2 separate regions of the Homo sapiens genome follow, and region 2 is linked to region 1. The links are chromatin loops, found by intact Hi-C in ENCODE. Cell type or tissue: B cell. All regions are shown on one strand. Links, peaks and the distances in the headings refer to the core of each region. The heading gives the core; the rest is flanking DNA.

Region 1 (15,032 bases), core at 3,024-11,023:
ATTTTTGGTAGAGAAGGACTTTCACCATGGTGGCCAGGCTGGTCTGGAACTCCTGACCTCAGGTGATCTGCCCGCCTCGGCCTCCCAAAAGGCTGGGATTACAGGCGTGAGCCACCATGCCCTGCCCGGCTAGATTAAAGTTGTTTAAAGCAAAATAAGGAGCAGTCATTGCCTGAGGCCGTCTCTGTACTGGGAGTTCCCACTAACCAACAACAACTTTATTCAGTAGTTTGTTAACAGATAGCCAGGTTTCAACCAATCAATCACGGGCAGCCAACCAATCAGACCACACCCAAATAAGGCAAAGGTCTTGAGTTATTTCTTTTCTTTTTTTTTTCTTTTTCTTTTTTTTTTTTTTTTTTGAGACAGAGTCATGCTCTGTTGCTCAGGCTGGAGTGCAGTGGTGTGATCTCGGCTCACTGCAACCTCCGCCTCCTGGGTTCAAGCGATTCTCCTGCCTCAGCCTCCCGATTAGCTGGGATTACAGGTGCACACCACCATGCCCAGCTAATTTTTGTATTTTTAGTAAAGACGGGGTTTCACCATGTTGGCCAGGCTGGTCTTGAACTCCTGACCTCATGTGATCTGCCTGCCTCGGCCTCCCAAACTGCTGGGATTACAGGTGTGAGCCACGGTGCCTAGCCTGGCCTTGAGTTATTTCCGTACTTCACTTCCACATTCAGCCTGTAAAAGCCTGCTGCTCACACTGCTAAGACAGAGCTCCCAGAGCCTCTTCCACCTTTGAGTGCTGCCTGATTCATGCCTCCTTTAATGCTCAAATCAACTCTGTTACATCTATTTTGTCTAAAGTAGGAAGAATCCTCAAATAAGATTGCCACTGGGACACCAAGCTCGAGTTGGCCAAATGGTGCAAACTCCACAGATCCAGCTGAAAACAACATGGCAATGGCTACTAAGCCATGGGGCTCCCAAAACTGAAGTAGATGGGTCAGCTGTGAGAAGCTCACTGCCTGGTACGGAGCATTGGATGGATTGAAAATCATGGAACAGTCCCTGGCTGAGTCATGAGCCGTTGCCACGCTGCCTGAAAATAAACGCAGAACCTTGTTCATGGACTTCCTCCTTCCACCTCTCACCCCCCTCCACTTACGTTAGGAAGAAAGATGATTAGAGGTTCCCAGGCCGTGGGCACCATCCAAGTGTGCTGGAGAACTTGGAGGAGAAGAAGAACTCAAACTTTATGGCTCTGTCGGATATGAGTAGCCCACATCACTCTCCTGTTTGGACCAGTGGAAGGAAAAGTTCTCTGGATTCCGCTCACCGGATTTGTGCACGGTTTGAAATGGGGAGTGAAGGCTGATGTGATCTTGTGGGTGTGGCATTTTGGGCCAATTCGATGCCCTGTTTTTGATGCTTCTATGTGTGTGTTGCCGCGTAGGAGCTGTGTTTCATCCCCATACTTCCATCCTGTACGTGCCAGAGGGGACTCTCCCTATTGGCAAGCACTGAATGCAGAGAAGGGCCAGTGGGATGTGTGAATCTCTCTGCAACCCGCTTTCAGGGCGGGTACAGAATCCCAGAAGCGGTACAGAATCCCAGAGGGAAAAAGGCGCATCAGAGGTTTGATTGAGGGATTAAGGGCAGTAGGGGGACTAAGAGATGAAATATGGGGCTGGGCGTGGTGGCTCACGCCTGTAATCCCAGCACTTTGAGAGACTGAGGCCGGTAGATCACTTGACACCAGGAGTTAGAGACCAGCCTGGTCAACATGGTGAAACCCCGTCTCTACTAAAAATACAAAAAAATTAGCCAGGTGTGGTGGCGGGCACCTATAGTCCCAGCTATTCGGGAGGCTGAGGCATAAGAATCCCTTGAACCCATCACTTGAACCCGGGAGGTGGAGGTTGCAGTGAGCCGAGATCGTGCCACTGCACTCCAGCCTGGACAACAGGGTGAGAGTCTGCCTCAAAAAAATAAAGGCTGGTCGTGGTGGCTCAAGCTTCTAATCCCAGCACTTTGGGAAGCCGAGGCGGGTGAATCATCTGAGGTCAGGAGTTCAAGACCAGCCTGGCCAACATGGAGAAACCCAGTCTCTACTAAAACTACAAAAATTAGCTGGGCATAGTGGCGGGCCCCTATAGTTCCAGCTACTCGCGAGGCTGAGGCAGGAGAATCATGTGAACCCAGGAGGCAGAGGCTGCAGTGAGCCGAGATCACGCCACTGCACTCCAGCCTGGGTGACAATCACTGGGTGACACTCCGTGTCAAAAAAAAAAAAAAGAGATGAAATATGGCAACACAACATCCCTGAGTGGCCAGTGGAGCAGGTAAGAGCTGCTGGTGGCTGACAGTGGATTACCACCAACAGAAGTCAGCCATTGCTCCCAGAGCCCTAGCTGTCCTACACACTGTGACCATACCGAGCCCATCACGTGGGCTCCGGGTACTTGGTACACTGTCTTGGATCCTGCCAATGCCTTTTTGCCACACCACTGGCAGGGGAGGAGCAAGACCAGCTTGCATTCACATGGCCAGGTCTCCAATACACTTAGGTGTGTTCCCCGTACACGCCCCGCCACTGGCCACCTGTGGGCAGGTTAGGACTTCTGATGTCCACAGGTGCCATGATACAGATGATGTCCTGCAGGTTGGCAGCTCAGAAGCCTTGGGTCTCTAGAACTAGACAACTAGACGGGGGTACTCTCATACCTCCCTGTCCACAGAGGCAGGCAAAACATCAACAGCGTCCAGTGGCTGCCTCACCAGGTGGAGTTTCTTGGGATGAGGTAGGTGGAGGTGGGTCCACAGCACTCACTGCCTCAGCCAGTCAAGGAAAACCTGTTGTCTCTTTGCTCCCTCATCTCACCCAAAAGGACAACCCAGCACTTGATTGGACTGTGTGGGTGTTGGAGACAGGATGTGCTTCATTTGGGCATTCGACTTGGCTTCTTAAATTAGTGAATCCAGGTCGGGCGAGGTGGCTCACGCCGGTAATCCCAGAACTTTGGGAGGCCGAGGGGGGTGGACCACCTGAGGTCAGGAATTTGAGACCAGCCTGGCCAACATAGCAAAACCCTGTCTCTACTAAAAATATAAAAATTAGCCAGACGTGGTGGTGTGTGCCCGTAATCCCAGCTACTCGGGAGGCCGAGGCAGGAGAATCGCTTGCACCTGGGAGGTGGAGGTTGCAGTGAGCCGAGATCACACCACTACATTCCAGCCTGGGCAACAGAGTAAGACTTGGTATCAAAAAAATAATAATATAAATAAAATAAATTAGTGAACCCACAAATCAGCCTGCTTACGTCAGGGCCTGAACCAACAGGCTATTCCAGCTGCCGCCCCGTGAGCCACAGGCCACTCTCTCTCCCGCTGGGGCCTCACAGCCCTGTGATCCCTTTGAACGACAAGTCCCTGTGGCTGACGATCCCGTTATCTGGAAACTCCAGAGAAAGAAAACAGCCTCTGCCCAGATGTGCCCCTTGGGGTGGTGGATTCACTGACTCTCTGACACGACTACTAGGTTCACCCCTTGTTTTCAAAAAGCAAAATTAGCTTACAACGAGCTCTTGTCCCAGTGAACCACCTGACCACGGAGGCCTTGTGACTGGAGCCTGACAGTCCCATTCGGAGGGTTTTCAACTCAGACACAACCACCACAAGGAAGGAGGGCCCTAGAGCTTCTCTTTGCAAACAGAAGACTCTGTATTCAACAGCAGCGGGCGGGTCCCCGGTGATATGTCAGCTTCTCATCGGAAGTGGCAGCTCTCCCTTTGGGGGAAACTTGACGCGCCGCACTCCACCGTCTGAGGGAAAGCTCGTGGCTCTCCAGGGCCCTCGATCCACCAGGGCCCCCTAAACGGCTGCTCACCTGGTGTGCTCACCGGCTTGCTGTCAATAAATACGTGGGTAAATCTCTGTTCGAGGCTCTCAGCTCTGAAGGCTGTGAGACCCGATTTCCTATTTCACACCTCTATATTTCTCTGTGTGTGTCTTTAATTCCTCTAACGCCGCTCGGATAGGGTCTCCCTGACTGAGCTGGTCTCAGCACGTCTCTACTAAAAATACAAAAAAAGGCCAGGCGTGGTGGCTCACGCCTGTAATCCCAGCACTTTGGGAGGCCGAAGCGGGCGGATCACGAGGTCAGGAGATCGAGACCATCCTGGCTAACACAGTGAAACTCCGTCTCTACTAAAAATACAAAAAATTAGCTGGGCGCCGTGGCAGGCGCCTGTAGTCCCAGCTACTCGGGAGGCTGAGGCAGGAGAAAGGCGTGAACCCAGGAGGCGGAGCTTGCAGTGAGCTGAGATTGCCCCACTGCACTCCAACCTGGGCAACGGAGCGAGACTCTATCTCAAAAAAAAGGTCTGGGTGTGAGTAGGGGATGCCTGGGGAAGAGACGCAGTTATAGCAGTTGGAATGGGACATGCCAGTTTTGCAGCAGGGCAGGGAGAGCAATGGGCCCCCTGCTTGGGGAGGAAACTCCCAGGCCTCAGGACGAATGGGAAGGAAAGACAGGGCAGGAAGGTCCTCCACTTTCAGAATTGTCCCCGGAGCCTGCCCCGAAGGTGTGTGTGATCCTGTGTCTCTGCGTCTGTGTCTGTGCAGTGGACCTTTCGTTTACCTGTCGTTTGCCCTGGCCAGGGTTTGAGCTCAGGGCCTCAGGCCACGAAAGGCCCTAGAAACAGCAAGGCACGGCCCAGTTCCCGCCCCCACACCTGAGATACCAGTCAGCACCTCCCGGGTCCTCTGCCCCATTCATGTTCCAGGCAGGTGGATGTCACCCATTGGTGGCGTAGAAACAAGGGCCCCAAAACGAGAACTAGACCCATTCAAACTGAACTGGAACCCGGCCAGTGCCCATTCCATGAACACTTGATGGGCTAGTGGCCACGGACAGTGTGCAGGTTCTGGGCCAGGCCTGCAGATGCAAAGGAGAACGTGGTCACTGGTCCCTGCCTGGAGGGAGCACCGCGTCCCGCGGGCCCTGCTGGGAAATGCCTTTTTGGAAGATCTCGGGGACAGGGTCACCCAGGGCCGGCTATGCGCTCACCAGGCACTCCTCCCAGGGCGGGCCATCTCCCTCCTGGCAGCCTGGGAGTGGCACTGAGGCTGCGCTCATCCTTCTCATGGCCCACACCTTCCCCAGATCCTGACCCACGGATCACGCTCTCCTGCGCCCCTCCCCCAGGAAGCCCTCCTCGGGAGACCCTCCAGAACTTTCTTGGCCGCGGTCTTGGCCTGGCTCACATTGACGGAAGGTGTGGGCTCCTGCACCCTCCAGCTGAGCTCCCTGCAGGCCGGACCGACCACCACTGCCCTGCACCCACTCCCCCTGGCCCTGGGACAGCCCTCCTGCAGGAGGAGGACAGGCCATGCAGGGAAGCACATGCTCTCCCAGCTGTAAACATGGCAAGGCCTCCCTCCAGGCCGGGAGAAGCCTACGTGTTGGCCTCTTGGTGCTTGTGCTCTGTGTCCCACCCTCTCGTACTGCTCTTCCCTTTCTTGGGCTCCGGGACCCTCGCTGGCAGAGAGACAGTGCTTGGATCGAGGGAGAGAGGAAAGGTCACTTGGGGACATGGCAGTCCCTCTTCCCAGCCTGGGCTACGGCTACCTTGGGGGTCACTGAGACTGGGAGGGTCTGCCTGCTACTTTCTCCCACTGGCCCCTCTCCCCTTCCTCACGTTGCCTCCAGCCCTGTCCATCCAGGTCGCTGGCCTAGGCCACTGCCACACCCCCAGGCCCACCCCTCCTTTCTATACCTGGCATAGAACCCTGACCCCATTGCCCCCTGGCCTTGTCCCTCTCTGTTTAACTCCCTGCCATGCAATTCTGTGGGGAGGGGCTCATCCTTTCAACAGATGATGCCAGAAGGATTGGATGTCCATGTGCAAAAAATGCTAACAAAACCCCCAAGCCCCAAACTGAAAACCCTCTGATCCACACCCTGCACAATACACAAAAGTTAACTGGAATTGGGTCATTGACTTAAATATGAAGCCGAATACTATACAACTTCTAGAAGAAAGCACAGAAAACCTTTGTGACCTTCGGTTAGGCAAAAATTTCTTAGAGATGACACACTCAGAGCACGATCCGGGCTGGTGGCAGTGGCTCACTCACGCCCAGAATCCCAGAGCTTTGGGAAGCCAAGGTGGGAGGATCGCTTGAGCCCAAAAGTTCAAGACCAGCCTGGGCAACATGGCAAAACCCCATCTCTACAAAACATTAAAAAATTAGCCTGGTGTGGCCAGGCACGGTGGCTCATGCCTGTAATGCCAGCACTTTGGGAGGCCAAGCCAGGCGGATCATGAGGTCAGGAGTGATCCTGGCCAACATAGTGAAACCCCGTCTCTACTAAAAATACAAAAATTAGCCGGGCATGGTGGCTTGCACCTATAGTTCCAGCTACTTGGGAGGCTGAGGCAGGAGAATCTCTTGAACCTGGGTGGCGGAGGTTGCAGTGAGCTGAGATCGCGCCACTGAACTCCAGCCTGGGCTACAAGAGTGAAACTCCGTCAAAAAAAAAAAAAAAAAAAAGGAAAAGAAAAGAAAGAAACTGTTAAGAGAATGAAAAGAAAGCCACAGACTGGGAGAAAAATCTTTGCAAATCACATGTGTAATAATGGGCAGATATCCAGAAGATATAAAGAAGTCTCGGACCAGGCATGGTGACTCACGCCTGTAATCCCAGCACTTTAGGAGGCTGAGGCAGGTGGATCACTTGAGGCCAGGAGTTTGAGACCACTCCGGCCTGGGCAACATAGCAAGACTCCCTCTCAAAAAAAAAAAAAAAAAAAAGTCTTGGCTGGGCACCAGGTGACTCATGCCTGTAATCCCAGCACTTTGGGAGGCCAAGGCAGGATGATCCCTTGAGCCCAGGAGTTCGAGACCAGCCTGGGCAAAACACTGAGACCCAGTCTCATTCTAGATATTAAAAATTAAAACCAAAATGTAAATAAGTCTCAAAACTTAATAATAAAGAAACAACGTGATTTTTATTAATGGTCAAAAACTTGAATAGACTTTGGAGAAGATACACAGGTGGTAACTGAACACGCAGAAAGTGTGTTAAACACGCGAACCACAGCCCCAGCGAGACGCCACCACCAGGGAAATGGCTAAAATGTAAAAACCTGCCGATAGCAAGAGCCGCCCGGGATGCGGAGCAGCTGGAAGCGCCGGCGGCCGCGGGGAGGGAGCGAGTCTTGGCAGCTGCTGGCTGCGCCCCACATCCCTCACCGTCCAACTCAGCCCCCCCAGGTGTTTACCGAAGTGCAATGAAAGCTTCTGTTCACACGGAACCTGCCTATGGAGGCGGCAACGGCTCATCCCCGAGCACCCCACGCGGAGGCGAAGGAAGTGTCCTCCCGGCGAGTGGCCAAGGCGCGGGGTCTCAGCCAGGAGGGAAGGGTCGGACCCCGGGGCGGGCTGCAGGCTCGGCCAGCCCAGGGCTCCGCGCGTCTGACCCCATCCTGAGGACCCAGGGGAAGGACCAGCCCTGGCTCTGCGGCCTCGAACCGGGGGCGCGCGTGGGGAGCCCTGAACCCCGCAGCCTGCGTAGCGCACGGGGCCTCTCTCCAGCGTGGGAAGAGCCCCCGAGACGCCCAGGAGCCCGACAGGCGCGCCCCCGGCCCCGGCTCCGCCTCCCGGCCCATCCCGCGCGCCCCCAGCCCCTCCCGCAGCACCGTTGCATGAGGGGCGGGGTCTGCGGGTGGGCGGGGCCTCGGTGCCCGCCCCCTCCTCAGCCGAGCCGGGGGTCGAAGGCGGGCCGCGCGCCAAGCCCCGCCCCCGCGCGCCTCCGCCGCGACCCTCCCCCGCGCGCCCCCGCCGCGCCGCCGTCGGCCGACAGAAAGGCGCGCGCCCTCGCCTTTAACGCGGGCCCGGGGGCGCGCGGCCCGCATGGCGAGGGAGCGGCGGCCGCTGCGGGCCGGGCCGGGCCGGGGCTGAGGCCGAGCGAGCCGCGGGGCCCGCGCAGCCCCGGCCGGAGCCCACCATGCGGCGGCTGCGGCGCCTGGCGCACCTGGTGCTCTTCTGCCCCTTCTCCAAGCGCCTGCAGGTAAGCGCGGTGCGCGCCCGCCGCCCCCGGCCGCCTCTGCCTGGGGAGGCCGAGCTCCAGCCCCGGAGTGGGCCGAGTACGGAGCGGGGCCCCGGGTTCGGACACGAAGGGTTCATGAGCCCGGGGTGGGCAGCGGGGAGGGGGCGAGTGGCTCCGGAAGGACGGGACGCTGGGGGAGGGGCGGTGGCGGCGACAGGAGGGTCCGGGCGCGGGGATGCTGCGGCCTGGAGGCCCTCGCCCCGACCTGCAGGCGGTCCCTGCCCCCCAGGCCCAGAAACCACACCGAAGTCCTTTCTTCTTTTCTCCACTTAAAAAATGAGGTGTGTTATTCTGCGGTAGAAAACTTGGGACGCACAGAAACGCCCTGGCAAGGACATGACCTCCCCGCCCCCTGCCCCTTCATCCCATCAGCCAGCCGTAGCGCGGGGACCCTGCCCTGACCCCGGGATGACCTTGAACCACCGTCCCCTCCAGGGGCCTGGCCGGGTCCGCAGGGGAGGCCCGGGCCGCCTTGGGTTCCAGCTGCCAGGAGCCCTTTCACCTTCTGCTTTGGGGAGATGCAGGCCAGGCCCATCAGGCTCCAATCATCCGGGGCCCGGCCTCGGATGGGATGCCCTCCCAGACCCTCCAGGACCCCAGCCATCTGCCGGAGGCGCCAGTCCTGGTCAGATTTGCCTGTATCTCCCCGGCCCCCGCAGGGTGGTCCTGGGTCAGCAGGAGGAACCCTGCCTGCGTCCTGCCTGAGCTCAGGGCCTGGCTGGCCTCAGCTCCCCTTCTGGGAAGAGCGTATGGAACCTGGCAACCCACAGATTGCAGCGAGACCCTCTGTGCCCACTTGGGGCTTCAGGTTGTGGTGGTCCCGGCTCAGCCTTGGGGCAGGGTGAGAGCTAAGGGGTCTGAGGACCACCCCAGTCGCTGGGAGGTGGGGTGCACAGTGGTCCCCTCCCCCGAGGAAAGGCCTCGACCAGCAGCTGCAGAAGAGATGCTGATGCTTGGAGCTCCGCCCAGGAATGGCAGCAGAGGGGTGTTGGCTGCTCCCAGGGTGGCTGGCTCGGGGCCAGAGCCCTGGTGGGAGCCCAGCCTGCCCCTCTAGTGGCGAGGGCCTCAGTTTCCTGGCCTTGTGAACTGCTTTTCTGGGTTAGTGCTGTGGGGCTCCTGGCCCACGGTCTGAGCCTGCTGGGCTGAGGACCACTGTGCTGTTCCCATCCCCTGGGTGACCTTCCCTATCCTCCAAGTGGCTACACCGGGAGCTGGTCCCCACCTGCCCCTGCAAAGCCCCAGCCCAGGTCCTGGATGGTGGGGCCACCTCCACACTCAAGCTTTGCCCGTCCATCTGTGCCAGGCCCGGGAGCCAGGGTGGGCCAGGGAGCACTGTGGGGGCCTTGCAGAGCAGCTGCTTGGGACCCCAGGATCCACAGCAGGGTCAGGGATGGCAGCTGGGGAAGATCAAGACCTAGGGGAGAGCTGGGCAAGGTGGCTCCTGCCTGTAATGCCAGGCCTTAATGGGAGGGTCACTTGAAGCTGGGAGTTCGAGGCTGCAGTGAGCTGTGACTGGACCACTGCACTCCAGCCTGGGCAACACAGCAAGACCCTGTCTCAAAAGAACAACAACAACGAAAGAGCTGGGGGATGAACCAGAGCTGGCCAGGCGGAAATAGGCCCTGGCCCAAGCCCAGTCGGGGCTCTGGGGAGCAGAACTGGGTAAGTCCCTAGCTTGGTGTCACTGTCCCCAGCTGGGGTCAGCCCTAGGCCCGAGGCCAGCTGCAGCCTCCCTCCTCCTGGCTGTCCTCCGAGGCCCCGCCCATGCTGGGCCTCCCTGCATGGCCCTGCCTTGGGCACGTTCACCCCAGACGGAGCCATCCGACCTTATCCTGCCAGAACAACACCCACCCCCCATTGTTTCTCTGCTTTCCTGTTTTTCATCTTGAGCAAGTCTGCCGGAAACAGATTCAGTGCCCAGGACAAGTGGTCTGAGGGGGCGGAGACCAACCTGGGCCTGGAGGGCTCCCCACACCGGAGCCACGCCCTCTGCTCCAGGACCCCCAGGACCCCACTGCTACTGGAGGTCTGGGCCCTTCCCCAGCTGCTGGGGGTCCTCCCTCTGTAGCCCTGCCTGGGGCGGCCATCCGTGAGTGGATGCCGGGGAAGCAGGAGACCAGGGCCCACCCATCCTGAAAGAACCAGAAAAAACGACCTCAGCTGCCTGGGCTGTGCCTTGTCCTCGTTGAGGAGCTGGTGGCCCCATTTTAGGGAGGAGTCCCCTGCTCACGGCCTAAGCCGGGCTGCAGCCCACGACCTCTGATGGGGGCTCTGGCTTGGGCAGGTGGGGGTGTGGCCAGGCGCTGCCGGGAGGAGGATGTGCCCAGGGCAGCCTCTCCCTGGCCGCAGGTGGACAGGAGGCCACAGGGAGTGCTTGGAGCCAGCAGTGGGGCCTCTCTGAGGGGAAGCTGGCCCCCAAGCCTGGGCCCTTCACCCTTCAGCTGCAGGTCAGGGATGTCTGAACCCCTGTGTAGGGCAAGTCCCCTCTGCTGGCCAGTGCCTGAGAGGCCTGAAATTTGCTAGGGGGCTGGGGAGAGGGAAGGTGGCATGCAGCTGTCCCTGGCTGTCACCCTTGGAAGCCCAGCTTGGAGGCCTGCACCCTAGAGCCGGTGCCTGAGCCTCCTCAGGCCGGTAGGGAAACCAAGGCAGAGGGACTGAGGATGGCAGAGTGACCTGGAGCCCTCCCTAAAAGCCGGCTCCCAGACATCTGGGTCAGAGCTTTAGGCAGGGGCCAGGGGCTGCCTGCTTACTTTTTTTTTTTTTTTGAGACGGAGCCTCACTCTGTCGCCCAGGCTGGAGTGCAATGGCGCCATCTCAGCTCACCACAACCTCTGCCTCCCGGGTTCAAGCGATTCTCCTGCCTCAGTCTCCCAAGTAGCTGGGATTACAGGCATGCGCCACCATGCCTGGCTAATTTTGTATTTTTAGTAGGGATGGCGTTCCTCCCTGTTGGTCAGGCTGGTCTCCAACTCCCGACCTCAGGTGATCTGCCTGCCTCGGCCTCCCAAAGTTCTGGGATTACAGGGGTGAGCCACCACGCCCGACCTTAATTTTTAACTGCGGTAAGATACACATGGCATAAAGTGTATCATCTTAACCCTGTTTAAGGGCACAGTTTAGTGGTCACCTCCCTCTGTCCGCAGAGCTCTCCGCCTTCCCAAACTGAAGCTCTGTCTGCATCAAACGCACACTCCCAGTCCCTTCCCAGCCCGCGGCTCCCTCTACTCTCCTTCCTGTCTCTATGGTTTTGGCGACTCTGGGGACCTCGTGTAAGTGGGTCCTGCAGGATTTGTGCTTTGGTGACGGGCTCGTTTCACTGAGCCTCTTGTCCTGGGGCTCCTCCCTTCTGGGTGGACATCAGATCTCCTTCCTTCTCAGGACACAGTCACTCCGCAGTGTGGATAGGATAGACGCAGCTGCTCTTCCATCCCCCGGCTGTGAACTTAAGGACTGCCCACCCCTGGGCTGTTGTGAACATCGGTGTCTGAGTCTGTGTCTTTTTTTTTTTTTTTTTTTTTTGAGACAGGGTCTCGCTTTCTCACCCAGGCTGGAGTGTAGCGTGGGGTCACAGCTCACTGCAGCTTCAACCTCCCGGGTTCAATCAATCCTCCAGCCTCAGCCTCCCAAGTAGCTGGGACTACAGGCGTGAGTCACCATGTCCAGCTAATTTTTGTATTTTTAGTAGAGATGGGGTTTTGCCATGTTGCCCAGGCTGGTCTCGAACTCCTGAGCTCAAGCAAGCCACCCACCTCAGCCTCCCAAAGAGCTGGGATCACAGGGTGAGCCACCGCACCCAGCTAATTTTTGTATTTTTGTAGAGGCGGGGTTTCCCTATGTTGCCCAGGATGGTCTCAAACTCCTGGGCTCAAGCAATCTGCCCGCCTCAGCCTCCCCGAGTGCTGGGTTTACAGGGTGAGCCACCATGCCCGGCCCGCCTGCGTCTCTTAAAGGCTTCCAGGATGTGGCTGCGTTGGGCTCCTAGGGCCCCGTTCTCCAAACCTGGTTCTCCTTGTGGGTCTGGTCCGGCCGGAACTTCCCACCAATCTGCATTACGGTGGACGGTGGGAAAAATAGGGGCAGTGTCTCTCGCGGTGGGCGCGCTCACCTGGCCTTGTGCGGAGGTGACGATGTTATGAAATGAGATCAGGATAGGAAGGGTTTGTAAAAATATCTTCATTCGGCCAGGCACAGTGGCTCACACCTGTAATCCCAGCACTTTGGGAGGCCAAGGCAGGTAGATCACCTGAGGTCCGGAGTTCAAGACCAGCCTAGTCAACATGGTGAAACCCCGTCTCTACTAAAAATACAAAAATTAGCTGGTCGTGGTGGTGCATGCCTGTAGTCCCAGTTACTCGGGAGGCTGACGCAGGAGAATCACTTGAACCCGGGAGGCAGAGGTTGCAGTGAGCCGAGATCGCGCCACTGCACTCCAGCCTGGGCTACAGAGTAAGACTCCCTCTCAAAAAAAAAAAAAAAATTTCATTCAGCAGAGGAAAGAATCGGCCACCCTGTAGTCCCCTGGTTTTGACATTTATTTGTACCTGCCCATAACACTGAAAAGTCTGGGCAGCGCCTGCCCCCACCTCCGGCCCCTGCAGCCCCTGGTATGTGACCCTGGAGAGGCAGAGCCAGGAGTGGGTGTCGCTGAGCTGGGGGTGATTCTAGAAGACGGGGGTGCCAGGGGGCCAAGGGGATGGCAGGGGAAGGCTGGGGTGGATCCGGAGGCCCTTCCTGTGGGAAGTGGGGTTGAGAGCACCCTGAGCCTGGGTGCCCCGAGGGCACCTCCTCACGCAGCCCCTTCCCCCACAGGGCCGGCTCCCAGGCCTCAGGGTCCGCTGCATCTTCCTGGCCTGGCTGGGCGTCTTTGCAGGCAGCTGGCTGGTGTACGTGCACTACTCGTCCTACTCGGAGCGCTGTCGCGGCCATGTCTGCCAGGTGGTCATTGTAAGTGTTGCTTGTGCGGGCTGGGGACTGGGCCGTGCCCCCTGCTGCCCAAGATGCTGGGGCACCAGGCCCTGGAGACACCTTCCTCCCCAGACCCAGGGCCCACGAGGCACGTGGGTTTCTAGGTGGAATCTGCAAAGCTGCCTCAGGCTGGGTGTGGAGGACAGGGGTCCAGGGGAGGACGGGGGAGACGTGCGGGGCTGCCTCAGGCTGGGTGTGGAGGATGGGGGTCCAGAGGAGGATGGGGGAGACGTGGGGGCTGGGGGCAGAAGGCAGGGCAGACTCCAGAAATCTTTGGGAGGGAGGATGTTTAGCAGGAAGCCTGGGGTGGGCAGCTGGCCTCACTGCTCCGGGATAGAGACCCCCGTGTGGTGTCCTCACTGGATGGGATAGAGACCCCCGTGTGCTGGCCTCACTGGTCCAGGATAGCGACCCCCGTGTGCTGGCCTCACTGGCCTGGGATAGAGACCACCGTGTGCTGGCCTCACTGGTCCAGGATAGAGACCACTGTGTGCTGGCCTCACTGGTCCGGGATAGAGACCCCCGTGTGCTGGCCTCACTGGTCCGGGATAGAGACCCCCGTGTGCTGGCCTTAGTGGCCTCGCTAGCCCCCCTGGGACCAGGGGTCCCCTGAGGCAGGTGGCAGGGCAAGGTCCTCCACAGCCTCCACCTCAGGGAGATAGGGCTAAGTCCCCTGGCGTATGTGAGCATGTGTGTGTCTGGGAGCAAACGTGTCCACATGAGTGCACACCAAGGTGACCCCCTGCCCCTCTCCACACCCTGTGACTAGCTCAGAGGGGAGGTCATCCCAGCTCTGTCTTCCTGGCAAACCCTAGACTCGCCCAGAACTGGGCAGGTCCCCCACTGAATTTTGACCCCAGGCTGCCCGATGACCAGGGTTCCGATGCCTCCACTCCCCTTGGGGTCAGGCCTGGGCATAGAAGGATCTGGCCTGTAGCAGCGGCCACTGTGGGTTGTCATAGGGTGATTGGGTGCAGGGAGACCCCAGGTTCGGTGTCTCCTCCGTCAGATGGGGAGAGCACCTCTCCTGGCAACTGGGTGGTGGATGAAGCTAGCCGGGTGGGCCTGGGCAGGCCTGTGTCCCACAGAGCCATGTCTGACGGGGGCCACATGTGGAAAGGCCCAGATGTGGCAGTGGAGGACTGGGGTGTGGGGTCCGGAGCTAGGAGAGCTTCTGTGCCCAGGACTTGTTTGGAGCCCATGCCAGCCCAGGGGAGGCCTCCGGGCCCCTGGACCAGGCCTTGCTCACCCTTGAAGTCCAGGGGGCCTCTGAGCCCAGCAGGGCCGGAGGGTGGCACATGGGGCTCGTCCTGGGGCCATGGGTGGGGAAGGCTGTGCCCCGATCAGATGCACCCCTGGAGCTCCTAGAAGGACCAAGGAGGTGGAGGGGCCGGACCTCCGGGCCGGGATGTTGTGGGTGGGGGCGGGTGGGGGTGAGCAGAGGATTCACGTGGCCAGGCAGGTTCTGAGCACCTACTGGGTGCCGGGCCGCAAAGCAGGAGGAGGTGCCCCCACAAACAAGAGGAAGCTGCAGCGTCGGTTTCCCAGGGTGCCCTGGCCCTTTGCCCAGTGGGGGTTTCCCTGGCTGCTCAGAGCCTTCCCAGAGGTCAGGCCAAGCCCAGCTCTCCCGAAGCCACCCCAGGGGCCATGGAGACGTCCCCTCCTTCCCAGAGGAGGTTCCCTGCCCGGCCTCGTGGGGGCATTGGACGCCTCAGAGAGGCGCAGAGGCTGGCCCAGCGCACACAACGAGGCAGCAGCAGTGCAGGGCCAGTCCCAGCTTCCACCAGGGCCCTCGCGAGGCCAAGAACTAGACCGTGAGTCCCCACTGAGCCCTGCTGCAGGCGGGGAACAGGCTGGGCGGTGAGGGGACCGATGTGCGGCAAGGGCCCTGAGGAGGCCAAGCACACGCCCGCCTCAGCCTCTGAGGAAGCCTCTCCACACTCTGCTAGGTGCTGGTAGGTGCCCAGGACCATGGAGGCAGCTCCATCTCCCCACCCCTGGGGGACCC
Region 2 (15,032 bases), core at 6,663-14,662, 46 kb before region 1:
GCAGAGCAGCCCTCCCCATCCCGGCAGTGTGGGGGTCTGCCGGGCAGCCTGAGAGAGGAGTTTCCAGTCATTGCCCAGGCAGGGGTGGCTCAGGAAGCTGCAGTCCCCCCCAAGAGGCCTGATGGTGCTGGGCGGGTTTGCAGCATCCCGGCTGAGAGTCCAGTTGGTGTCACCTGGGCCAGGATGGTGGCCAGTGGCAGCAGCAAGGATATAGGCATGGGGGTGTCCTGCCTGATGCAGAGTCATGGCCAGGGCCTGGGGAGGGACCTGCCCCGTGTCCCCTCCCTGCCTGGGGAAGGGCCCGGACCACCTTCACACAGTCACCCTAGGGCACTAGTGGGGAGTGAAGGAGCCGCCCCCCAGAGCAGGACAGGGAGCTGGTGTGGAGACATGCAGGACAGGGCGCTAGGATGCAGGGGTGCAGGGTGCTGGTGTGGAGAGATGCAGGACAGGGTGCTGGGGTGGAGACTGCAAGGTGCTAAGGTGGGGACGCACACCTGGCAGGGCTGGAGGGAGCACGGGCTGGTGGCAGCCTTGCCTCTCAGGCTGCTCCGGGCCAGGGTGACTTGGGAAAGCCAGGCTCGAGAGGTGAGGCGTTGCCTGGGGTCACACGGCTGGCAGGAATGGCCAGGGCTGGCTGCAGGGGCCCGCACTGCCCTCCCGCCTCCACCAGAACCCGCTATGTTTATTCAGGGACGTGAGGGGGTGCCCAGGTCCAGCAGGTGTTAAGCCGAGCAAAGCCTGCAGCCCCAACGAGACAGCCACGGGAGCTCGGCACCCTCAGTCCCCCAGACAGGGCTCTTCCCCTCTTTGGGCCTCAGTTTACCCATAGGTGAAAGGAGGGCACAGTTAGATGGTCCCTAAGGCCCCAGGGACCCAGGCCAGCCTTGCCCTCCCCCCAGCCCCAGCAGTAGGGCATCTGAGCCTTTCATCAGGAAAAGGAGACTAAATTTATGCCTCAGGCCCCCTCTGCGCTTGGCGGGGCAGAGGTCAGGCTTCCGGCAGCCCCCACCCCTTGACGCAGTTCCCCTTCCCCTCTGGGGGGCTCTGGGGGGGCTCTATTGTTCTCGAGGGCTGGTTCCCAATCTCCCCGAACACTCACTTCCTGTTTCCTGGCTGAGAGGAAACAGAGATTCCTGACCAGGCAGATGCCTTTTTTTCCCTTTCTCTCTTTACATTTTTTAAGGGTATTAAATAATAGTGATAATATGACGGCAGCCTTGGTGCTGAGGAGTGTGGACTCGGGGACTGGAGGAAGCCCAGGGCCACCTGCATGGGGCTCTGTTGACCCTCCTTCGAGAATCTGCTGGAAGCTATGGACCCCTCCTCCCTCCCCACCAGGGAAGGGCCCAGGCATAAACTGTGTGCACTGTGACTGGGAACAGGGAGACCCCGGCACCCTCCCCAGGACTCCCAAGACCCTCCACGCCCTGATCTGACACGTGGGGAAACTGAGGCAGACAAGCTTTCAGGGCACCTATGGTCCCTGACCCTACCGGAGCTCTATGACAACCCCGCAAGAGAGACAGGGATGAAGCCTCCAGGGAGGGACCCTCACACCCTTCCCAGAAGCCCACAGACCCCAGACACACGGGCATCCCCAGGGGAGGGGCCCCCCACCACTGTGCCTTGCGGAGACTGGGGTCCCTGTGGCTCTGGGTTCCAGTCCAGCCCTGCCGGGGAAGGCCCTGGGAGCTTGAGCAGCCACTCCCATGGGGCCTCAGTTTCCTCATCTGTAGATGGGGTCAGATCATTGCCTCCACTTCGCAGGGCCAGGGCAACGGCCCCAGGAGGAGACACCCGAACGCAGCACCTGCTCACAGGCGTACACCGTCTCTCCCGCTATTTTCTCCCCTAAAAGCTTGGAGCGCCTGGTCCCCAGCTCTCCCCACACGGGCAGGCGGGGAGAGGACAGGGCGGCCCCCAGATCTCCCCAGGCGGGCAGGTGGGGAGAGGACAGGGCGGCTCCAGCTGGGGGCCGGGCTGCTGAACTGCCGCCACCTCAACTGGCTGCCCCACAGGCCCTGAGCTCTCGGGAACTTCTCCTTCCGTCGCGGGAGATGAAGTGCTTTTTCCTCTTGACGTTAACGGCTGCCCCATCTGTCGGGCCTGGGCAAATCACAGCCCACCGAGTGGGACTTCTGTGCCATGTACTGGCGCCAGGCGTGAGGGCAGCCTCAGGGGGCCGGCAAGTCCCCCTTCCTCAGCCCCATGGGAACCTCAGCAGGGGTGGGAAGCAGTCTCCAGGGCCTGCAGGAGCGGGATCCCAGAAGCTGGACACTGGGACCAGCCCCGTTCGTGGCGCTGAGGACCCCGAAGGGACACGCGAGGCCCTGGCAGCTGCATTGGGTGGGGACTCTGAACTCACTCGAGGGTCACATGACCCTCCTTCAAGAATCTGCTGGAAGCTACGGACCCCTCCTTCCTCCCTCCTGGGAAGGACCCAGGCACAAACTGTCTGCCCCATGACTGGGAACTGGAGACCCCGGGACCCTCCCCAGGGCTCCGAAGACCCTCCATGCCCTGGTCTGACACGAGGGGAAACTGAGGCAGAGAAGCCTTCAGGGCACCCATGGTCCCTGACTCTACTGGAGCTCTATGACAACCCCGCAAGAGAGACAGGGATGAAGCCTCCAGGGAGGGACCCCCCACACCCTTCCCAGAAGCCCACAGACCCCAGAAGCACAGGCATCCCCAGGGGAGGGGTGCCCCACACACTAGGGGCTCCATCTGGGGCTCACGCTGCTCCACAAGGCTTTCTCAAGTCAGACCACCAGTGCCCACCTCGTGAGCTGCCAGGCAGCACCCAGTGTCCATCTGGGGACCCCTCTCCCAGGCTCACTCCACAGTGGAGGCCTCTTCTCTCTCCTCCCCTCCAGACTCCCTGGGTGCTGCTGGGGACATCCACGGAGCCTGCAGCACACAGCCCCCTGAGCCCACACTGCGCTCTCACCCCAGCCAGGTGTCTCCCCTGTGAAGCAAGTCTCTCCCTAGGGACGGATTCTGCCGTTTAAAAAATAAGATTTTCTTCACCTTCCTACATGAACAAAAATAACAATACAGCAATACCACTGCAAAATCATCAGAATGGCTAAAATGAAAAAGACAGACAACAGCAAGTGCTGACAAGGGTGTGGGGCGGCCAAATGCTCCTGCACTGCTGGCAGGGGACCTGAGAACTGCAGGGCATTCCCTGGCTTCCTGCCCCTCCTGGGACTGGGGACCCCCCAGGGACAGCCTAAGGGAACTGCATTTATCTTCACGTCTGCCAAAAGATAACACGAAGATGTTCAAAGCTAAGCCCCCAGGCTGGTAAGAGCTCCAAGGCACCAGCAGTGTGTGCAGAACTGGGGGGAGTCTGTTCTCCCAGGGATGCTCCCATCACCTGCTGCCAGCAGTGGGGCATGCCGGTCCCCTGGGGTGTGGCCAAGGGGCTGTGTCTCCTGCCCGGGCTGCCGGCCCCTCTCAGGTTCACTTTCCCATCTCTAAGCCCACGTCTCGCTGCAGTTCAAGTTTGCCAGGCCACCAACGGGTGACACGCCCGGCGCAGTGGGGGACTCCGCACTTTCTGCGCACCTGCTCCAAGTCACCTCTTCCAGGTCCGGGTCCCTGCCCTGTGGAGCGCGCACCCGGGCAGGGGCATGGAGCACCGGCAGGACTGGACTTTGTGCTGAGTGTGGTGGCGCCTTAGGAGGAGGTCACACAACCCGATGTGTCCCTCCGCGAAACTCCCTGAGCACTGGGTGTGAAGGGCAGCGGCGCCCAGCAAGGCCGAGGAGGGGCGACTGTTATCCAGGCAGGAAGCGGGGTGGACCGGACCAGGGTAGGGGCAATGTCAGGAGAAGGGGACACTCAGATGCAAAGCCGGTGGGGACCTGCCAAGAAGCCAGCCCACAAGGCCATGGACTCCTCCACGCCATCAGCTGGAGCAGTGGGCAGCCCCAGGAAGGGAGACGGGAGCGGCCAGGGGAAGGGCGAGGGGTCCCCCGGGCGACCCCCGAGGCTCAGGCGCCCGGACTCCAGTCCTGGGCCTCCGTTTTCCACCCTTGAACAAGCGGCTTCCACCTGTGAGCCAGCTGCCTCCTCTGAAAATGGAAGCCCCTCAACTCAGAGGGTGTCGCTCTGGGACGTGGGTCAGGGGCCGGAGCAGGCAGGGAGAGGTGAGAGGAAAGGCTGGGGACCCTCACTTCTCCCTGCCCAAACCCTCGCTCGGGAGCAGACGGCTCCTCTGCCCGCAGGCACCCCTGCCTGGCAGCTCCCTCCAGCCCCCGTCGGGTCCGGGACGTCCTCTGATGGGAAGGTTCCACCACATCCGTGGCTGACAGAGCCAGCCCGTCCGAGGCCGGGGGGCGCTCGGGGTAAACAGGAAGCCCCATCCCTCCCGCACTCTGCTTCACTCCCTCCTCCTGCACCTCCTGCAGCCCGGCTCCCGCGGCCGCGCCTGGTGCCCCTCTGTCTCGCGCCACCTGAGATGCCCAGGCTGGCCTCTGCCAGGGGCTTAGTCTGCCCTCTCCTGGGGCTTCAGAGGCCAAAAGCACCCTGGTGAGGGGTCCGGGAGGCCCGGGAGGGCCCGGGGGGCTCTGCCAGGCCCCTCCACGCCTCTCTGCCCAGCCAGCACGCTCTGGGAAGGTAAGGCAGCCCTTCCCCTTATAACTAACCTCAGAACATTCCCAGGTGGCTGGAAGGCCACTGGACAACATGGCCCTGCTGACAAGAGAGACAATGGGGAAACTGAGGCCTGTGTGGGGCACAAAGCTGGGACCAGAGCTCCAGCTTCCTGCCCCTGCCGGGCCTCCACCTCTGACACCACCCCAGGCAGGGTGAAGCCCTGGGCTCCAGACCTTCCAGTGCCCAGATGAGGACAGGCGCAGGCCTTGGGGTGGCCACACTCTCCCACCAGGTCTCCCCCTCTGTGCTGGGCCCCTGAGGTGAGGGGAGGAGGCCAGGCGTGGGGCCCGGCCTGGCTTCTGTGGGGCTGGAGCCTGGGCAGGAGGCACTGCTGACTCCCAAAATGATTCCCTGCTGAAGGTCTGTGCCATGATCCCAAACACACACCACCAGAGCGGCCAGGGCAGGGAAGGGGGCACCTCCAAGGACCGGAGGGTGAGGGAGGGGCCCGCCTGCCCCTTGCTGAGCCCCTGGGCCTTGGGCACAGAGTGTGCTCCACCCATACCAGAACCCGGGGGCAGCCCCAACCCCCTGGACCCCCAGTACCCTCTGGCGTCCAAGAACCCATGTCTGTCCCCTGCCAACCCCCCGCCCCTCCTGTCCCCGCTGGGCCCCCGACATTAGGGCAAGGCCGCAGCCCACCTCCTGTACCTGCCTCTGAGGCTCCAGGAGCCCAAGAGAGTGGAGTGCCCCTCCTGTGGTGGCTCCAGGCTATGGGATAGGGCAAAGCTGGCACTCTGGGCCTGAGCCCAGGCCTCCTTCCCTTGGGGAGGGTCTAGTCTTGGCCTGGGGAGGGGCTGGGGGCAGGGCAGAGCTTATCAGGAGGGGGTTGCAGTGAAGAACAAGTTGGCAGCAGGCGGTGCCCAGCCCCCCAGGCTGTCACCCAGGAGTCCAGTGCCAGGAGGACAGCCTGGGGAGGACGCAGACTCTGCCCTCGCCCCTTGCCTGTAAGCACAGCAGTCAGTTCACCGGGAAGGCCCCCAGCGGGCCAAGCCTTAGCAACTCGTGCACTCGGCTACTTAGCTATTCCTGCCCCGAGCTGTCCCCTGGCCGGATAGGTCTGATGACAGGGGCTGCTCCAGGTTGGGACATAGGACAAGCTGGGGTGGGGGACATGGGGCTCCCCAAGAAGAGGAAGGAAGGGTGAGGCAGCCTCCTGTGCCGAGCATCCCAGCCCTGTCCGGCCTCCAGGCTCACCTGGGCCGGTCACTTCTCCCTCTGGGCCTCAGTTTCCCCCTCTGTACACAGAAAGGGCTGGATCTAGCCCACCCCATGCTTGTGGGTCCTTCCACCAGGAGGCCAGGGCAGATCCAGGGGCATGCAGGTGGGGGAGGAGGGGGCAGGCCGCAGGGATGCAGGCAGAGGGCAAGAGGGCACCTCCTGGGATGGGGGCACAAGCCTACTGGGCCCCTATACGGTGGAGTAGCTAAGTAGCCGAGTGCACGAGTTGCTAAGGCTTGGCCCGCTGGGGGCCTTCCCGGTGAACTGACTGCTGTGCTTACAGCCAGGGGCGAGGGCAGAGTCTGGGTCCTCCCCAGGCTGTCCTCCTGGCACTGGACTCCTGGGTGACAGCCTGGGGGACTGGGCCCGGCCTGCTGCCAACTTGTTCTTCACTGCAACCCCCTCCTGACAGCTGGAGGGACAGGCTGGCCAGGGCAGGATGAGCCCCTGGGTGGGAGAGCCAGGGGGCCGAGGGAGGCACAGGGCGGCTGAGGGTGCAGCCAGTAGGGTAAGGGCCAGATCCCAGGGTGGCCTAGTGTGGAGGAGGTGGGGAAATGGGGTTCTGCCTATCTGCTCCAACCTCAGGGCAGGGGCCACCTCTGGAAAGAGGCCCCTCCCGCTCAGACCAGCGGTGCCTGGGTGCCAGGAGCGCCCCCTTAAACCAGCTCAGTGACCATGAAGCAGGTGCAGAAACAGGCCCGGAGAAGAGTGAGGTCCTGCCTGGCTGAGGCCCTGAGCCCTGACCACAGCCTGGCGCCCAGAGCAGACCCTTCCCCTGGCCGTGGGTAGAGGGGAGCTGGTTCCTGCTTGAGGGGGAGGCGCATCGCGTGTGGGTGAGGTTTCCACCTGCCCTCCAAAGTCCCGTGGGGAATTTCCCCAGCTGCCCCAGCCTCCCTTGGCTCAAGTTGCCCAGCTGAGTGGGGCTGGAGAGGTGGGGGCACACTGACCGCCCAGGGCCAGGGAAATGGGGGTGTCCCAGGCATCAGGCCGACAGGGGCTGACCCCAAAGCAGGGCTCACACCCCACGGACAGCGGGGTTGGGAGAGGCCCTGCTCTCCTGGGGTTCCAGGCGTGCCCTCCAAAGCCACCCAGCTCCCTTCGGCACCGTGTCCCCTCCCACCCAGCCCACCTTTGCCACAGTGGCTCGCTCGGCCTGAGGCTCCCACTGCCGTGTGAACAGGGAAGATGAGGGTCAGACCTGGAGGCTGGGACGCCGGGAATCTGACAGAGCACCCCCTGTGATCACCCACAGTGTCCCGCATCCCTCCCCACACCCCCGGCCGCAGCCTGCTGCCAGCCCAGAGCACCCCTGTGAAGTGGGGCTGAGGGCATTGGGCCTGCTTGCCCATCTCCAGGGCAGGGGCTCACAGCCTCACTGGCAGCTCTTTTAGGGGAGAGAGCTTGGACTCCATGCTTGTCCCCTCCCGTCACCCCCTCACCATGGGCCTCAGGGACCCACGGAACAGGCTGTTCTCGGACCGCTCAGCCTGTCTTGCCACCCCAGTCCCTTCCTGCCGGGCCTCGCCACTCGCCATCCCTCACTGGTCAAGGCTCCTGTGTGGCTGGTCCCTGCCTTGGCCTGGGGCCCCTCCAAGCTCCCGTGCTGTGTCACACACATCTGGGGGTGTCCTGGGGGAGGGCCCAGCATCCTTGGCCCAAAGATGCAGCAGCTCCCTTCTGTCCAGCCACACGTGAGCATGGCCTGTGAACCCACGGTCCTGGGAGGGCCCTGGGCTTGCGTCCTCCACCCCACACTCTCCCCAGGGTCTCCAGCAGGGTCCAGCCCTGGTTTCTGGCTGTTTTGGGGCTAGACTCTGATGGCCCAGGGGACGGCTTCCCCACCCCTGGGCAGTTTGTCCAGGCCCCCTCACACGGTGGCCCCCACCCCCCTCAGCCTCCTGTTTGTCCGACGACACGTCCCCGTTATCAGCGGAGAACACACACAGGAAGTCCGGCTGGGAAGGGCCCATCCCAATCCCGATTACCCAGGACGGAGCATAAAAAGCCGCCCTTCCTCGCCCGGGGGGAGCCTCCCTGCACCAAGCTGGCCCTGCACGGCTGCAAGGGAGGCTCCTGTGGACAGGCCAGGCAGGTGGGCCTCAGGAGGTGCCTCCAGGCGGCCAGTGGGCCTGAGGCCCCAGCAAGGGCTAGGGTCCATCTCCAGTCCCAGGACACAGCAGCGGCCACCATGGCCACGCCTGGGCTCCAGCAGCATCAGGTATGGCAGGGGTGGCCTCGGAGGGGCAGGGAGCGGACAGGGCGGGCCCCCCATTCCCCTCACTCCCGCTGACCGTGGCGCCTGCTGGCTGCTCCGCAATCTGCTCCCCAGCGAGGTCACAGGGGAGGGGTCCCAGTCTCCTCCCCTTCTGCACAGAGGAGGCCACTGAGGCCCCTTGGCCAAACGCCTGCTAGTGGGTGGCCCAGCGTAGATCCCAATCCAGTCTGCTGACTCCAACACTTCACCCCCAGTCGCCCTTCCCCTGAACCCCACCCTCTGGCCTTTCTCTCCCTCCGCAGAGCAGCCCCTGTGGTTGGCAGCAAAGTTCAGCTTGGCTGGGCCCGCTGTGAGGGGCTTCGCGCTACGCCCTGCGGTGTCCCGAGGGCTGAGGTCTCCTCATCTTCTCCCTAGCAGTGGATGAGCAACCCAACGGGGGCCCGGGGAGGGGAACTGGCCCCGAGGGAGAGGAACCCCAAAGCCACATCTGTAGCCAGGATGAGCAGTGTGAATCCAGGGTGCGGGACGTGGGGCTCGGGCTTAGGGATGACTTGCTGGGTGCGGTGGGCAAATGGGTGACTCTGTGGGCCCCCCTTGGACCCTGGAGACGCCCTTGTTCTCCCTCTCCCCAGCCTCATGCAGAGTGGCTGAAGCCCCATCCCAAAGCCCCCAAAACCACAGTGGGTCCTAGAAGGCCCCACTTTTTGTCTCATACGTCCACACCAAGAAGCCTGTCTGAGAACCCCCACTTTCCAAATGGTGCCTAGCCAGGATGGGGGCAGCGAGGGCTGAGTCGGGGCAGCCCTGGAGCTGCCCTTTCTGCTCCATCGCCTCTTCCAGACTCAGGCAGGAGAGGTGGGGAGGCAGGTCAAAGGGTTAAGTGACCGCAGATCCAGAGATGAGGCCAGGGGCAGGGGACAGGGAGGGTGGCGGTGGCTCTCCCACCCAGAGGCCCCCTAGGCCCCACTCTGAACACTTCACTGCTGGGGGCTAGGTAAGAGCTGCCCTGCGTGGGCTCAGGGCGCCAGGAGGCCTAGGACTCCCCAGTCAGATGAGGAACGCCCCCTGACAGCAGCTGCTCTGGTCGTCCCTTGGACCACGTGCCAGGGGCTTCCAGGGCCCCTGGTCCAGAGCAGTGGCCACTGGATTGCAGGGTGGGGCGGCCTCATTTTGGGGACTCCTCTCCAGGGACCTGGGCCCCTCCCTTCCTCCAGCTCCCATGCACCAAGGTAGGACCAAGCTGGTGGCCCTCTCGGACCCATCTGCAGGCCCCTTGCCCAGCACCCTGGGTTACATGGAGAGACCTCCAGCTCCACTCACAGCAGCCTCCCATCCCCATGCCAGGGAGTCCAGGGCTGGAGGCAATAACCCCATTTTACTGAGGCCAGGGGCTGCGGATCCGAGAGGACAATCAGCTCAGGACAGGATGGGGTCGGGGTAGGTGCAGGACAGGGGCCTGTAGGCCTAGTGCAGGCGGAGGTCCCACAGCAGCACCGAAAGCTGGTCCCGGGCCCCTTCCCAGCCCCCAGACATCAGGGTGACCAGGACTGTGCATAGGCACTAACCCACAACTCCTCTCCAACCAGCAGCCCCCAGGACCGGGGAGGCACAGGTGGCCCCCACCACCCGGAGGAGCAGCTCCTGCCCCTGTCCGGGGGATGACTGATTCTCCTCCGCCAGGTGAGTCCCAGCAAACCCCTTGCTCCGAGGGAACACTTCTCACACCGGCGCCCACGCGGGTTATGACACAGGGCGCTGGCTCCGGCTGGGGTCTGAGGGGCTGCTGAATTGGGCTGGCCCGAGCCCCACGTGCCGCGCCCGCAGTAACAGCTGTAACAATTGTTGTGTGGCCACGACCTCACCGTCACTAGATCCCAGGGCTGTTTAGCCCCATCTTATAAATTTGGAAATGGAGGCCTGGAGAAGAGAGGTGACCAGCCCAGGGACCTCTGGTGTGAGGAGACTCTCTGGGGGCCTGTGGATTCGCTGGGAGGAGTGTTCTGCGATGGCCCTGACTGTGCTGAACTCAGCAGTGACCCAGTGACCCCGGTGAGGGTGCCTGATGCCTGAGAGAGGGCCAGGTGGGGGCCGGCGCAGGGGCCCCCAACCTAACACGCTAAGGCTAGGAGGCAGGCCTGGGCTCTGCCATGTGGTCTCAGAGGAGATCTGGGTCTCTGGGCCTGCGGTGGGGACGGTCATGATGCCCACTGCCTGCGAGGCTGCAGGACCCAGCTCAGTGCTAACCTGCGCCGGGCGCCTACCGCGCGGCCCCCCAGCGGCTGAGATGGGCGTCCCGGGGTGGTTTTCAGCCTGGGGGGCTTGAAAGCTAGCAAAGGGCCCGCAGCCCCGTCAGTGTGGGCGCCCTGGGCGGCCTCTCCTGGCTCCTGGCGGCCGGGCTTGGTCGTGCGTCCCCAGCGACCGCGCAGCGAGCGCCCTGCCGCGGGGACTCGGGCCCCAGGATTCCCGGAGGGGGTGCTGGCGGGCCGCGGCTCAGAGGCGCGTTTGCGTCAGCCCCGGGTTCCAGCAGAGTCACTGCCCGCCCGGGGGCAGCTCGTCCGCCGCGGGGCCTCAGTTTCCCCGTCTGCGCAATGGGGGCGGGGCGGGGCCGCCAGGTGGGGCGGGGCCGGGGGCGGGGCGGGGCGGGGCTCGGGGCCCCCACGGCGCGGGCTCGGGCGGCAGTGGCGGCGGCGCGTGCGCGCCCCGGATCCGGCGGTGAGTGCGGAGCGAGCGGGGCGCGCCGGGGTCGGGGTCCGGTCGCCGCCCGGGCTGGGTCGAGGGCGGGACCCGCGGAGCCCCCGGGGGCGGGGAACCTGGCCGCGCGCGGAGCTGGGGGCGGCTCCGGGACGAGGCAGCGCGACCGCTGGGGCCGGGGGCGGAGCGGGCCGGGGCGCCCGCGGCTGGGTCGGGCCGGGCCGGGAGAATGGGCCCAGCGGCCCCGGGAACCGGCTCCCCCTGCCGGCGGCGGGCGGGCGGGCGGCGCGGCGGGGAGGGCCGGGGTCGCCGCGGCCCCTCGTCCGACCCGGCGCGACTCAGCGCCTCGGGGCCCAGCCTGTGCCGCCTGCTCCGCCCCCCGCGAACCCCGGAGCCAGCAGCGCGGCTGGGAGGGGGCGGCGGGCAGGTCCGTCTCGCTCCGCCTCTGCGCCCTCCCTCGTGGGCCCCGCGGTCCCCAGCCCTGCTCCCGCCGCGAGGGGTCCGCCAGTGCCTGCGGCGCAGCCAGGCCCCTCCCTCTGCGGACCCGGCCTCTCGCGGGTGGGGGCTGCGGGGCTGCTGCCGGGCAGGTGGGGAGGGAGCCCGTGGGCGCTGGGGGCACGGGGACCGGACTGCTGGTCCACCTGGCGCCGCCGCCCCCTCCCCGCCCGGCACCCCTGGGTCGAGGCCGTGGCCCCCCCCGGGGAAATGGGGCTTGCAGCACCGGCTCGGAGAGCACCACGGGCTTCCTCTGGCCTCGGGAAAACATGACTTTCAAAAATTGAGTCTCCACTTAGCACCGCTTCCTGTCCAGGCGACTCTCAGGAATTGTGGGGGGGAGCTGTGCCAATATGTGTGGGGGGCAATGAGGTCTGGGAGATTCGCCTACCCCCAGGCCCGCCCTGGCATCCCCCTGCCCACATCAAGCCGCCGGGCCGCTGCCCTACCTCTTCCTTCCCGGGTCCCACTCCCCAATGTCCCCCGACTTCGAGTCTTGCCTTGAGGTCGCACCAGACCCAGCCCCTAACAGTGTCCTTCATCCAGGGCCCATCCCCAGAGTTAATCTCCAGCCAGCTCTGCCCCCTCGACAAACTCCTGCCCAAAAACTGCTGTGATGCCCCCCCTGCCCCCAAGCTAAGTCCCCACCCCTCAGCTGCCCAGGGCAGCCTCTGCCTAGTTGGCAGCCTCTGCCCTGCCCTCCTCTCTCCAGCGCACAGAGGACTGGAGGCCCAGGAAGGACCCCCAGCCACCCTCCCCGCTGGGACCGGGTGATGCCTTGGCAGTGCCCGTGGGAAGCAGGTGTGGGATCGTGCTCCACACCCAGTGGGGCTGGCCAGCAGCGACTGAGGACAGTGTGACTATTTATAGGACTGGCTGTCAGAGCTGAGGAGGGGCCTCAGAGACCCTATTCTAGTGTGTGAGGAAACTGAATCCCAGAGAAGGGACAGCCTTACCCCAGCCTCTGCCCCGACCCGAAGCCTGGCCTTTCCCTGCGGAGGGCCCTGCAGTGCCTCGGAAGGAACCCACCCAGCCTTTGGGAAGCACCCGTGAGAGGCCCTGGGTGGGACCCTGCAGCATGGCAGGGGCTCGCCAGGTCTCCAGACCCCTGGCTGCGCATAGGACAGAATCCCCATCCCCGGCATTGCCACAGACCATTAATTCTGGGCTCTCATGCTCTCAGGAAGCCTCACCCGGGCCCCTGGCTCCTGCTGCACAGCCAGGAGGGGGTTGGATTCCGGTTCCGGTGACACTGTCGGGGGCTGCTCCTCACCCCCAGGTGTGCACCTGGCACAGCCACTGTCCCAGGATCCCTGGAGGCTGATTGCACACATATCCCAGCCTGGGAAGGACCCCCTCTAAAATGAAGGCCGCCCCTCTGGTGGTCTTAGAATGTGTGCACCCTCCGCACGGTTCCTGCTGGCTTGCAGCTGCTGGCCCACCTGCTGGGGCCGGTTCCACACTCAGATGAGAAATCAAATTCCAGAAGGGCTGAGGCCGGCAGGTCCCTGGTGGGGCTGGATCCCAGCTCTGCCCACGAACACCCCGTTTGCATAGACTGGGGTGCAAACTCACCCCTGCCCTGCTGTGAGGAGGGCCCTGGAACCAGGCAGGACAGGAGAAACGGCCACCCGTAGCTGGAGCCATCCTTCCCGGAGCCTCGGGCAGATGCCCAGCAGGATCCACTCGATTCCTGCACCAAGAGCTCTGGACAGCGTCACCCCCCCTGTGCCCCCAGGCTGTGGCCCCAGCTGTTTGTGCCTGGCGAGGGTCTGGCTAGCTGGAAGAGGGGGCCAGCGGAGGAGAGAGTGGGCGCCACCGTGGGGCTGTCCCACCGGTGGAGGCTCCAGCGGAGATGAGCTGGGCAGGCCTCGCGGAGCAAGTGCAAACTGCACCCGCGTCCTGGGGGCATCTGCGGGGAGACTTAGGGGTCATGCTTTGTGCCCCAGGCCACCCAGAGGAGAAGGCCACCCCGCCTGGAGGCACAGGCCATGAGGGGCTCTCAGGAGGTGCTGCTGATGTGGCTTCTGGTGTTGGCAGTGGGCGGCACAGAGCACGCCTACCGGCCCGGGTGAGCCAAGCCCTAGCCTGGGAGTGCTGGGGTGGGGGGACCGGGAGCCCTCAGCACCTCCTAGAGGCGGCCCTCAGCACCTGTCGGGGACTCCCTGGGGGCTCCTGCTGAGGGTCCTGCCCCGGCCACATGTTCCCATCATTCTTGGGTCCTGCTCTGGGACTCCTGGGCTGACCCCCTCTCCACCCCCGCAGCCGTAGGGTGTGTGCTGTCCGGGCTCACGGGGACCCTGTCTCCGAGTCGTTCGTGCAGCGTGTGTACCAGCCCTTCCTCACCACCTGCGACGGGCACCGGGCCTGCAGCACCTACCGGTGAGTGCCCCACCACACCGAGCTCACCCAGCCCCAGCCTCCCAAGTCGGCCACACATCAGCATGTCAGGGGCGAGGCGGGGGTGAATCCTGGGACCCAAGATGGGAAACTGAGGCCAGAGCCATGAGAGGGCTGCCTGAGATGGGCGACCCAGGGCGGCCGGAGCCAAGGGGTTCCACGATCACCTCCAGTGTCCTAATCCTTGCTCTTGCCCCGACACGTCTCAAAGGACCGCACCTCTAAGAGCATCCCCATGTTTAGAGGGGTCACCCATCCTGTCTGCACCCCTCCACTTCCGGGGGACTAACCCCTCCCTACCCTGGCATCCCTGGCTGCAAGTTCCCATATACACAGAATGGTGCCTGACTCCCCTGGTCCCACTCCACTGGGCACCCCCCTCCACATGACGGCCCCCAGTGGGCACAGATGAGACCCTGAAATGTCCTGTATGCCCACACAAGGGGCACACACCCCTAAGTCTCAGAGTCCTCCTTCCTGGGTGTGGGAGCTCCACCCCCTGCTGGGGGAGGGGCCTGGGAATTCAGACTTCTGGAGGTTTAAGAAGGGCTCCGATGCCCAGGGCCCACACTCTGCCGTGACTCGCCGTAGGCCGGGCACACCCTCTCCTCTGGGCCTGGATGCCCCCACAGTAGGAGACCAGATAGGTGGGGGCACACACAGGCCTGGCCACTGCCTCTGCTCCATGCGGAGTGTGGCTGGGCCTTCCTGCTGTGGCTTGAGTCCCGGCCAGCACCGGAAGGCCCAGGCAGGGAAACGGCTGTGCAGTGACCCCTCAGTGCCATCCCTTGAGGAGAAGACCCTTGGGGGCATGCTGGGGTGACCCTGTGCACTCTGAGAGGGGACTCTAGATGCCCAGCAGGTGACTAAGGGGGAGTAGGATGCCCCTCTGAGCTGTCCCACCCACCCCACAGAACCATCTATAGGACCGCCTACCGCCGCAGCCCTGGGCTGGCCCCTGCCAGGCCTCGCTACGCGTGCTGCCCCGGCTGGAAGAGGACCAGCGGGCTTCCTGGGGCCTGTGGAGCAGGTGAGGGCTATGTCCCTCGGCGCCCGGTGTTAGGAGGGCGACTGTTCCCCAATCTTCCAGCAACGCTCCTGCTGCTTTTCTTGAACCCCGAGCAAAGCACCACCTTGCCGCAGAGCACCCACTCCCTAGCAGCTGCCCCCACAGGGTGCTGGGGACCCAACTGAGCTGGTGACCAGCCTCCCCCGCCCACAGCAATATGCCAGCCGCCATGCCGGAACGGAGGGAGCTGTGTCCAGCCTGGCCGCTGCCGCTGCCCTGCAGGATGGCGGGGTGACACTTGCCAGTCAGGTGAGGCTGGCTCTACCCTGGGGG

What was found. A loop is a pair of places that touch in the nucleus more often than their neighbours do. Peaks named below come from ENCODE experiments on the same cell type or tissue, not always from the same donor. Only the 100,000 strongest peaks of a DNase experiment are listed, where the experiment ranks them.
Region 2: a loop joins it to region 1, with 2.8 times the contacts of the local background. A loop is called at or near these places in 13 of 110 quality-filtered maps.

What each region holds. Positions count from the first base shown.
Region 1 is chr9:136,704,709-136,719,740 of GRCh38, forward strand. DIPK1B (divergent protein kinase domain 1B) reads left to right here and starts at 7,864. Exons shown (of 5, transcript NM_152421.4): 1 at 7,864-8,020; 2 at 12,869-13,003. The coding sequence starts at 7,958. LOC124900276 (cuticle collagen 2-like) reads right to left here. Exons shown (of 5, transcript XM_047424334.1): 5 at 12,574-15,032. The coding sequence ends at 14,632. RefSeq lists enhancers at 8,527-9,451, 9,592-9,721, 14,732-14,781. In B cell, for the core only: no CTCF peak of the experiment used is centred there; DNase peaks (open chromatin) are centred at 7,373 and 8,510; H3K4me3 peaks cover 1,356 bases; H3K27ac peaks cover 544 bases; H3K27me3 peaks cover 3,924 bases.
Region 2 is chr9:136,655,002-136,670,033 of GRCh38, forward strand. EGFL7 (EGF like domain multiple 7) reads left to right here and starts at 7,915. Exons shown (of 11, transcript NM_016215.5): 1 at 7,915-8,107; 2 at 8,407-8,622; 3 at 9,691-9,784; 4 at 13,240-13,361; 5 at 13,556-13,672; 6 at 14,605-14,720; 7 at 14,913-15,008. The coding sequence starts at 13,282. It overlaps LNCEGFL7OS (lncRNA EGFL7 opposite strand), which reads right to left and starts at 5,420. Exons shown (of 2, transcript NR_135132.1): 1 at 5,320-5,420. RefSeq lists enhancers at 101-725, 14,432-14,933, 14,934-15,032. In B cell, for the core only: a CTCF peak has its summit at 10,473 (motif pointing left); DNase peaks (open chromatin) are centred at 10,380, 11,050, 11,690, 13,297 and 2 weaker places; H3K4me3 peaks cover 458 bases; H3K27me3 peaks cover 5,290 bases.